2 separate regions of the Homo sapiens genome follow, and region 2 is linked to region 1. Evidence: chromatin contacts called from ENCODE Hi-C or POLR2A ChIA-PET data. All regions are on one chromosome and are shown on one strand. Each heading gives the region's core, a stretch centred on a gene start or an enhancer-like site at or near the end of the contact. The rest is flanking DNA. Distances are from core to core; before and after follow the strand shown.

Region 1 (5,403 bases), core at 1,170-3,669:
CTATGAGTGAGAACATGCGGTGTTTGGTTTTCTGTCCTTAGCGATAGTTTACTCAGAATGATGGTTTCCAGCTTCATCCATCTCCCTGCAAAGGACATGAACTCATCCTTTTTTATGGCTACATAGTATTCCATGGTGTATATGTGCCACATTTTCTTAATCCAGTCTATCATGGACATTTGGGTTGGTTCCAAGTCTTTGCTATTGTTAACAATGCCATAATAAACATACATGTGCATGTGTCTTTATAGTAGCTTGATTTATAATCCTTTGGGTATATACCCAGTAATGGGATCGTTGGGTCAAATGGTATTTCTAGTTCTAGATCCTTGAGGAATCGCCACACTGTCTTCCACAATGGTTGAACTAGTTCACAGTCCCGCCAACAGTGTAAAAGCGTTCCTATCTCTCCATATCCTCTCCAGCATCTGTTGTTTGCTGACTTTTTAATGATCACCATTCTAACTGGTGTGAGATGGTATCTCATTGTGGTTTTGATTTGCATTTCTCTGATGGCCAGTGATGATGAGCATTTTTTCATGTGTCTGTTGGCTGCATAAATGTCTTCTTTTGAGAAGTGTCTGTTCATATCCTTTACCCACTTTTTGATGGAGTTTTTTTTTTCTTGTAAATTTTTTTAAGTTCTTTGTAGATTCTGGATATTAGCCCTTTGTCAGAGGGGTAGATTGCAAAAATTTTCTGCCTTCTGTAGGTCGCCTGTTCACTCTGATGCCTACCAGAATTCTTAAGAGAGCATCTATGCTCCCTGCCTTCTCTTTTTAAAATTTTATTTATTTATTTACTTATTTAGAGACAGGGTCTCACTCTGTCGCCCATACTGGAGTGCAGTGGTGCCATCACAGGTCACTGCAGCTTCAACTTCCCCAGTTCAAGTGATCCTTCTGCCTCAGTCTCCCAAAGTGCTGGCATTACAGGTGTGAGCCACTGTGCCTGGCCTTTGCCTTCTCTTTATCACCATCTAATCATCTCTTAATTTCTGCTGCTACCAGTCTCTTGAAACTCCTGTCTTGAAGGTCATGGATTTCCATGTCAGCCAAATCAAAGTGACTTCTTAGTTCTCATCTTCTGGATGTCCTCATTATCACTTACCACTTTTGACAATCCCTTGGGGAGCTTTTGAGTTGAGAATTCAAATTATTTGCTTTTATATCATTGTACCTCACTGCAAGTCTTTTCTCTTCCTCTTGGGTCAGAAGACTGATTAATTTACGAAAGCATTCTGGGATGCATCTTATTTCCTCCAAATGAAACACTTACAATTTAAAAAAAAACTGTTTTTGAATAGATGACTGGAGTTTGAGGCAAGAATCTAATGATACATTTCTAATTAAACAAAAACATTGACAACCTCTTCCTTGATTTGCTGAGTAGGACTTTGTGTAGAAGTTTAAATTTTTATTGCATCCTACTATGAAGCACTAACATGACCAAATATAAACTTGACACTGAAGGATTATCTTAGTAATTATTGTAACACTTATGCTTGTGTGAGACCAGACAAATAAAGAGATTTAGGCATAATGAAAATCAGTTGAAGAGTGAATTTTGCCCCTTTTAAAAATTTTTCTACTTGTTCTGATACTTCAGAAGGAGTTAGAAAAAATAAGAATATGAAGAATATGCTTGTTGAAGCAAGTGATTTAGATTTACTCAGCCTAATGGTAACAGAGAAAGGAAGAAAAAAATAGGAACAATTCTTGGATGGCTACTGAGCACAGCTTTGCTAAGGGTAAATAAACAGTGAAAAAATCTTTAAAATAAATTGCATTTCAAATTTATAGAATCCTTTGGAAATCATTTACAAGATGAGGTAAAATACCAAAATTGTGGATTTGTAAACAGAATCATAGGCCAAGACTGACATATCCCTTCAGATTTAGCTCCAGCTCATTTAAATGACTTGCCTAAGGCCGTGTAAGTGGCTATTAGCTGAACAGTATTAAACTCAAGAGTTCCTGGCTATTAATTTCTCTGCTTTTTTCCAGGTTTTTGGAGTAGGTGAGTTTTCAAGGAGGAAATAAGAATGATTTAATTTTCTTAATATTATTTATGTGATACCTTTTCTAAGATGGATATTTCCGGGAATTTGACAGATAACCCTGCATTTTAGTAAGACGTTACTACTACTGATGTGTTTCTAAAATGGACTGTCTTTCTGAAGTGGACTTTCTGATTCAGTCTTTCTAGATAAAGTTGTTGTTTTAGTGCCTTGCTATGCTTAGCCTTCCTGGAATCTCTACTTACCCATAGTTTTTATCTTGTATGGAACCTCAGAGTAGGCATTTGAGCTGCTTGTTTCACTCTGATCTAGACGAGTTGCCTGTAGCCAACTTCCTGTTAAAAGTCTCTGCCTTTCACTGAGGTCATTTTTTAGACCTCACAGTTGTATTTGAAACATAGCAACTGTTTGCCTCAGCTGCCATGGTTACACATGAAACAAGCTCTAAATAATCAGAAGTCTGGCCTAAGTGAGTCAAGTTCATGCTAGTAACGGATTTTTCACTGCTTCCCTTTCAATATGTGAGTCATAAGGAGGCAGATTTCATTCTGTGAAGGGAAAGGATTAATGATAAAGTCAGTTAACAATTGGAATGGGCTCTTATCACCAGAAGTGTGCTAGTGGACACTAGATGACTGTCTTTCAGGGATGTTGTACCAGGAACTTCTGCAGGTGGTTGGATTACATGGTCTCAAAGCTGCTGTGAATTTACTGAGAGAGTTAAATTATCAAATTTCAGTTACCTTTACGTTCATGTAGAATCACTATCATCTTAGAAGAGGATAGGGAAGAGATTTAGGCTTCTTTCCAGATACACTGTTGTTTTGTTTGTGATCTTAAGACACTTTACTTGAATCTCAATTTCCAATTATTTAAAATCAGAGGCCAGGCCTGGTGGTTCACACCTATAATCCCAGCACTTTGGGAGGCTGAGATGGGTGGATCATTTGAGCCCAGGGATTTAAGACCAGCCTGGCCAACATGGTGAAACCCTGTCTCTACCAAAAATACAAAAAATTAGCTGGGCGTGGTGGTGCACCCCTGTAATCCCAGCTACTCAGGAGGCTGAGGCGGGAGAATCGCTTGAACCTGGGAGGCAGAGGTTGCAATGAGCCGAGATCATGCCACTGCACTCCAGCCTGGGCGACACAGTGAGACTCTGTCTCAAAAATAAAAATAGGCTGGGTGCGGTGACTCACGCCTGTAATCCCAACACTTTGGGAGGCCGAGGCAGGCGGATCACAAGGTCAGGAGTTCGAGACCTGCCTGACCAACATGGTGATACCCCATCTCTACTAAAAATACAAAATTTAGCTGCGCGTGGTGGCGCGCACCTGTAATCCCAGCTACTCAGGAGTCTGAGGCAGGAGAATTGTTGGAACCTGGAGGCAGAGGTTGCAGTAAGTAAACCAAGATTATGCCTCTGCACATCAGCTGGGTGACAGAGTGAGACTCTGTCTAAAAAAAAATAATAATAAATAAAGTAAAATCAGAATACTATTACTGATATTCTACTATATCTGTATGAAGAAATATTTAGATTTTCAAAGAACAAGTATTGTATGTAGTTTGATATTTCCAGTGAAATTATTTTTAAGTGATTATGCATCCAGCAGATATTTATTAAGTACTTACTAAGTTTGAAACATTGTTAGATGCTATGAGGGATACAGAACCACTGTAAAGAATGGATACTCTAATGATCCCCATTTTACAGATGAGAAAACTAAGCCTCAGAAAAGCTAAGTAACTTCTCTGAAACTGAGCAGCTGTTAAGTAGCAGGAGCAGACTTTAACCTAAGTCTGTCTGACCACAAGGCCTGTGCTCTCACCCGCTTCTTCACTGCCTTATTTTACTATGTGGGTCTAATTATAAGGTTTTATGCTTATCTAGAAATATGAGAGTATATGCTTACAACGTGTTCTTCACTTTTTTACTTCACAGATATGTCACAGATCTAAGCAGCAGGGATTTAATTACTGTACATCAGCCATTTCCTCTCCATTGACAAAATCCATCTCATTAATGACAATCAGCCATCCTGGATTGGACAGTGAGTATACTACTTTTTAAAAAAATTAAATATATTAAATCTTAACCACTCTTCCTATTATTTTTCTCACTTTAAGGCCCCATAACATTACCTGCCAAAATTTGCTTACTACTTCTTTGAGTGAATGGCTCAGCACTTAAACAGAAAAGGTGGCATAGAGTTTATCTTGAGATCTTCTTCCTTTTACCTAAAAATATCCCTAATACATTAAGTTTATTGTATTTGTGGGCATGAATCTGACACACTTTTTAAAATTTTTTTATTTTGAAATAATTTTAGACTTGAAAAATAGTTACAAATAATATTCACTGGGGAAAAAATTGCAAAAATAGTACAAAGTATTCCCATGTATTCTTCACGTCCAGTCCTCAAATGTTAGAATACTTGTTTCGCCAGCCTCTCTCCCTCTCTTTATCACTCCCCTAAAGATTTTTTCTGAAACACTTGAGAGAATAAGTTATATCCATAACTCTCCTTTACCTCTAATTTAGTGTATATTTCCTAAAAACAAAGATATTGTCTTATATTACCATAGTATATGGGTACCATATACTGGCCTTCTCTGGCTACTGAGTGCTAGCATTAGTATATAAGAGTACCTTATACTCTTATATACTGTGGTAGTACTGTATTACAGTAGTCTAATTATCCAAATCAGGAAATTAATATCGATAAAATTGTGTTATCTAGTATGTACACCTTATTCAGATTTCAAATTTTCTCACTTATTTCTGGGTCCAAGATTCAATCTAAGAATATACATTGAATTAAGTTGTCATATCTCTTTAGTCCACTTTAATCTAAAAAGTTCCTCAGTTGATCTCTGTCTTCCATAAACTTGTCAGTGGAGAAACCTCGCACAGTAACTGACCTGAGCTTTTCAACAATGTCAAGCTCAAGAAGGACAAAGCAAGACTGAGACAGAGATTTAGTTCAGTGAGGGCCAGTAGGATTGCATCTGAAAGGGGTTAGTGGACCTGTATGCGGATTCAGATCAACTGGTGTTGGAAGTTATGTAGAGATGTCATGGCATCCATAAGCGCAGGGCCTTGTGATGCTCAAAAACATACTTGGATTGGATCAGTGTTGTTTGTCACAAAAAAGGCAACTTGTTCTTTGAGAAGCCTCATTTTTTATTTTTTAAATGTTGATTTTTTTATGAGTAGTTGCTGTGTGGGATCTGGATATAAAGATTAAATTCTCATCAGAGAGGGAGTGAGTGATACATTATGTTCTTTGCTGAAAGACCATGTGTCTCGGAGGCTGAAGCAAAGGAAATAAACACACTCTCCTGGTGTTTATGGGGTTTCCTCATTGTTCCCTGATATA
Region 2 (5,403 bases), core at 1,462-3,961, 39 kb after region 1:
GGGTTTAACTTCATTTTCTTTGGTTTGATGCCTCCTTGTAGCAAAGAAAGAAGTTGAAGGCTGGACTGTTTGTTTTAGGTACAGAGGAATCCGATTAGGGATCAGCTCTGTTCCCATAAACCACTGTGCTGAGACCTTTTTGAAGAATTTTAAAAAATGAAAGCATATTGCCTACTGCTATTAGGAAATCTATCAAATAAATAAATAAAAGGCCAGATAATTATTTTCTGATCTTCATAACAACATGGTATGGTTTGTGGCAGAGAGCTTAAAAATGTATTAGATTTGTCTTCAATTCTTGTGTTCTTGGTAATTTTCTGTTTTCCCAAACAGAGAGTAAGATTTTAGTCTCATGACTTTGGCTGATGTCAGTGGGGCTGAAGTTTCTAAATCACCCACGCACAGCTCTAAAACTGTCACTGTGAATTGAGTCCAGGACAACTTGGAAACAAGTTGAGTGTTTTTCAAGTAGGTACTTCAGCATGTTAAGGAGATGTCCATGCAAACTATCACTAAGAGAAAACTCATGACCATAATATAGAGCGTGTTAAACTTCCAGCTGGGTTGTGGGTTTGGGGACATGTTTCAATTAATTAAAAGTGAATTTATGTGAAAAGTTCTTTACTAGAAGCACATTTTAAATGATTTTTTTCTGCTTCTATGTTCATCTCAGACACTCAAACACTGGCCTGAGAGTTTGAATATTGCTGAAACCTTTTTACGTGATAGTGCCACTCCCTTAAAAATCATCATTGCTTAAATCTCTGTAGGGTGTTGGAACTGGTTGGGAAGAAAGGAACAGAAAGAACAGAACTTGGAAACAAATTCTGCCCATAGTGTTCTTGGTCACTTTTGCAGATCAGAATTAGTAGCTGGTTCTCCAGCAAATCTGCCACCTCCTGTGTTGCCCTTAGGTGCCTAAAATATTATAGATTTTCAATAAAACAAAAGAAAAAAAATATACTTTTTTAACTGGATTATAAGACAATAAAATCTTATCTTTAAGTTATCACAAGATGCGATAAATGGATTATGCAAAAGGATATGGAAATGTTTATAAGCAAATCCAAGGAACTTTGAACGACATTAGAGTGTGATGATTTTTTAAAAATTAAAAATTTTTTTTAATTTTGAAAAATGTTAATACAAAGTATTATACATAGGTAATTTATCACATATGTGTCCATGATTCAGAATGAACACATAGTAACATTCTGTCAGACGGCTTCAGATTGTTTCACTTTTTAAGAAACCATTATGGTTAAGTTCAGATTCCCCTTTGTTTCCCTGCCCCATGCATCTTCCTTCCTCCCCAAGGACAAGGACTGTCATGAATTCAGTGCATTCGTAGTCTGTGTTTTATAATTTATTTTCATACATAAACAACATATAATTTGTTTTTGTTTTTAACCTACATAAATACTACCATACAGTACCTCTTTTTGTAATTTGCTTTATTCTCTTCAGCATTATATATTGAGGATTCAGCACGCTGAAAAACATAGATCTACTAATCATTGACTTTGCCTTTTCATAGTCTTTTTATACTTTTTCTGTAGAAGGGAAAGAGAAATGGACTTAAAGATGATGTATTTGAAAGACTTTAGCTGAGTGGGGATTTGTGAAGAGAAAGGGTTTGAGTGGGGTGGGCTTTCAAGTCTGTGCATGGGAAGGATATGATGGATCAACTAATGGGAGAGGAAGAAACCAGAAAGGAGCATGCCAGCTGCAAGTCCTGGGCATCTCTGTGGCAGAGGAGGGGAGGTGCACCATACACCCTGAGTAAGAATAGTGCTCGTGAGGATGGGCAGAAACATGTTTTGGCTTACTAGAAAATAAATAAAGCCGTTTGCCTCGACCACTTTGTTATGCTTCTTGCTGTGGGTCCAGCAGCCTGAAACTCACTTACCCATCTGATAGAATCACAGCAGAGGGAACCTGGGGGAAAATGTGATTCCTCCTTTTTAATTTTATAGATGAGGAAACGGAGGCCTGTCAAGAAGGGACTAGGGTCATACTAGTACATACATACATGCAGAGCCAGGACCTACGTCAAATTTAGTTTGACAGCTGTTTGTCCTTTTGTGTTACTAAATTGATGTTTGACATACTGTAATCAAGGCTGTGTCAGCGCATTCATCTAATTTTAGTTTAAATAGGCATAGTAGGGCCGAGAGAGGAGCATTTGAATAGGATGCATGAGCTAGGCACTATGCTGGAGAGTCTTAATTTGAAGATTCAGCAGTGGGTGAATGGTCCCTGCCCCAGAGAGGGGATAGAGAAAAACCTAAGAGAGTCTCAATACACTGTGCCAGTGGTATTAAGGAGGAGACCTGTGAACCAAGTGGGTGTTAAAGGAAGTGTTACAAAAGGCATGGAATAGGCCTTTGAGGTCTGGGATTCTAGCAGTCTCCTTTCTGGTTTCCTTCCCTCCCCATCATCACTCCAGTCCCCCACAAATCCATGTGTCTGGGCTAAAAGAGATGTTGGCCCAAAAGAGATGTTGGCCCTTAACTGGTGAGTTGATGTAGACAGGACCTGTGATGCTTCCTGAATCAGTCTGTGAGGCATTGCCTAGTGAATGGTATCTGTGGTTGATTTCCTGAGTGAGCCCTTCCCATGAGAGTGTCTCCTCGAGTGTCCCCACAGGCCGATCTTTCATTTGTTTCTGCTTTACCTCTGGCTTCCTGGAACAGTTCTGTTATGTGACTTTATAGCAGCGCTGAGAGCTGATGGTAAGCCTTCTGAGACACAGAGGCTTGGGTTTTTACGTCAGTGGCCCTTGTAGGCCAAGGGAGTGAAAAGTAAAGGAATTGAGATAAAATGCTGTCCTTGCCAAATTGTGGTTTCTGCTTTATCTTTCAAGAAGTCTCCATTTTCTCTTAAGTCACAGTTCCCAGAGGTGCATGTGGGGGTTCCAGTGACCTTTCATGTGTGGTTCCTGTCTCAGAGAATGGGGTGCAAAAAGCCCAGCGTAGTTAAGCTTTTCAGATTTTATATTCTGTGCTTTATTACAGTCATACAAATTTTGTAACCCCTGTTAGGGGCTTTATTAATGTATTTATTTGTAATTTAGACTTACACATTGATGGCAGACACTTTCACTTTTAGTTTTGGTAGCCTCTCAGCTTCCTGTCTGAAAAGTTCCAGACTTACTAGTTTTTGTTGATTAGAAATCACATCTGTTGCTTCCTAAGGGCCAGGAAACTCACCCTTCCCATCAGATCACTTGAGTCGTTGTTCCTCTCATTAAGCTGTAATCTGTCTCCTGGTCTCCAAATAAAGACACAAACACCGAAAAAAAAAAAATCACATCTGCTCGTGTTTTTCCTCCTCCAAATAACATCACAGACCTGCTTCCTAGAAGAGGACTGCAGTGTGTAATTTCAGTCACATTCTCACATGTGAGTGACTTCACTTTGAAATTCAGAGGCCACTTGTGGCAGCAGTGGAAACTCAGAATCTGGGATCTGTTTGCTTTGTCCATGTGACCTTGGGTTTGCTTTCTTTTCAGATTGCAGTGCTTTTGTCCACAAAGGCTGCCGAGAAAGTCTAGCCTCCTGTGCAAAGGTCAAAATGAAGGTAAGACTTTCTGGCTAAAACAAGGCTTAAAATAAAAGGGTTTAAACCAGCAAAATCCTCGGGAGTTGGGAGAGTTGAGGTTGTGGTGGATTTTGTTTATTTTAATCATTTGGTACCAACTTTGAGAACAAATTATAACTAAAAAATATTTTTTCTCTTAAGCGATCAATCTTCTTCTTGAGTAACACTGGAGAATTAGACTTTCAGAAAAGAAAACGCTTTCAGAACTTCTTCACGTTCAATATACATTTCTTCGTGATTTTAATATTTCCGTATTGCTCTTAAAGTGGTTTTCTTCTTAACTACGTCTGCAGGCCTACCCTGCTGTTCATACACCTGTCTTCCTCCTTCAGGACTATCAGGGCAGCAGGTGGAGGTCAGGGGCATTGACCTGCTGGTGGGGGTGGGGAGGGTGTTATGGTTAGCCCCAGCCTGTCTGGTAGCACTTTTCTCCTCAGGTATGTAATATAGGTGGCTCTGATCACATGACGTAAGAATAGAAAGTGCCTGTTTTATGGTGGTATCTGCCCTGAGCATGTATGCTATGTAATCATGCTTTCCCAGTGGCCCTTAAAAAAAAGTGTGGGTTAAGGGCCATACCTTTTAGGTAGCCTGTGAGGTTTTCAATGTTCTAGTCGCCTGTAAGTGTCTCTTCATTCCTTGTCAAAGGAGTGCTTTCCAACTTCGTCGACACAGATGATTAATGAGCTGTGTGCTTCGTCAGTCACCAAACACAGTTATCTAGTGCCATGACCTCAACCTGGAATGTGCATCAGAATCAACTCGAGGGCTTATTGAAAGACAACTTACTGAGCCCCACTCCCAGAGTCTCAGATTCTGGGGGAGAGTCCAGGAATTTGCATTTCTAGTAAGTTCCCAGATGATGCTGATAGTCCGAGGACCTTACTTTGAGAAGCACTAAAACTAGTGTCAAAATGGCAAAGAATAGGATAGCCAGATCTTCTTTAGCCTATGGACACATATTTTGTTTGGCTCATGTAGTATTTTTAAAATGTGAGTTAGTGCAGCTCTTTCAAAATCATGTTTTATATCAGTTTGGATTCTTAAGTTCTCCTGAAAAAACTGGAAGATTTATAACCCTTGGCTCCCTGATATTTCCCTGTACCCAGCACTCCCAGTTTTTCCTTTTTTCCATAGTACTTATCACCTTCTTAGAGTCTGTATTTACCCATCTTTATTTATTATTATATAGTTTTTTATAGTCTGTATCTTCCCCCCACTAGAATATAAGCTCCAAACTCATTAAGCAGGCTGAGGGCAGGAGTTGGCTCCATCAGTGGCGCCTGAGCACCTCACAGGGAGGGAGGGATGGCTGGAGCTGAGTGGTGCTGCCTCCTTTAGACAGGATATGCCAGTTCCAGGCTGCCACTGCCTTCCCACACCCCACCCCACCCCAGCTTGCTTCTGTCATTTGTTGCCTGCCGGCACCATAGTCATTTGAGTTTGTGATCTCTGATAAGACTCAATTGTTGTGAATGTACTAGTTTATACAGAATGATCATGATAGAGACATAGCATCTCCCATATAAGAGAATATAACCTAAAAGGGGGAATTTTATTTTATTTTATTTTATTTTATTTTATTTTATTTTATTTTAGAGACAGAGTCTCACTGTGTCACCCAGGCTGGAGTGCAATGGCACAGTCTTGGCTCACTGCAACCTCCATGTCCCAGGTTCAAGCAATTCTCTTGCCTCAGCCTCCCAAGTAGCTGAGATTACAGGTGCCCGTCACCATGCCCAGCTAATTTTTATATTTTTAGTTGAGACAGGGTTTCGCCATGTTGGCTGGGCTGGTATC

What was found. Hi-C counts contacts between places; a loop is a spot of excess contacts on that map. ChIA-PET counts read pairs that join two places held with the same protein, here RNA polymerase II (POLR2A). Pooled maps may share reads with other maps.
Region 2: a loop to region 1 is called in a map of CD4-positive, alpha-beta T cell, with 8 times the contacts of the local background. The contact joins two enhancer-like sites. A Hi-C loop is called at or near these places in 12 of 168 maps with a recorded cell type or tissue (CD4-positive, alpha-beta T cell, CD4-positive, alpha-beta memory T cell, CD8-positive, alpha-beta T cell and 7 more), 12 of 37 single-sample maps with no recorded cell type and 26 of 50 pooled maps. POLR2A ChIA-PET finds 5 or more read pairs at or near these places in 22 of 52 experiments (AG04450, CD4-positive, alpha-beta T cell, CD4-positive, alpha-beta memory T cell and 15 more).

The regions. Positions count from the first base shown.
Region 1 is chr15:85,665,757-85,671,159 of GRCh38, forward strand. AKAP13 (A-kinase anchoring protein 13) reads left to right here. Exons shown (of 37, transcript NM_007200.5): 14 at 3,966-4,074. Among named protein-coding and RNA genes, the nearest start is that of LINC02883, 90 kb to the right of the region's middle. RefSeq lists an enhancer at 2,332-2,501. Within about 2 kb of position 2,420, at least 22 of the 41 ENCODE cell types and tissues checked have a DNase peak (open chromatin) inside an H3K27ac peak, as active enhancers do; they include CD4-positive, alpha-beta T cell, CD8-positive, alpha-beta T cell, ascending aorta and 2 more, where a contact is called at or near this core.
Region 2 is chr15:85,704,505-85,709,907 of GRCh38, forward strand. AKAP13 (A-kinase anchoring protein 13) reads left to right here. Exons shown (of 37, transcript NM_007200.5): 18 at 3,515-3,582. Among named protein-coding and RNA genes, the nearest start is that of LINC02883, 52 kb to the right of the region's middle. RefSeq lists a silencer at 348-477 and enhancers at 2,844-3,153, 4,126-4,255. Within about 2 kb of position 2,712, at least 23 of the 41 ENCODE cell types and tissues checked have a DNase peak (open chromatin) inside an H3K27ac peak, as active enhancers do; they include CD4-positive, alpha-beta T cell, CD8-positive, alpha-beta T cell, ascending aorta and 2 more, where a contact is called at or near this core.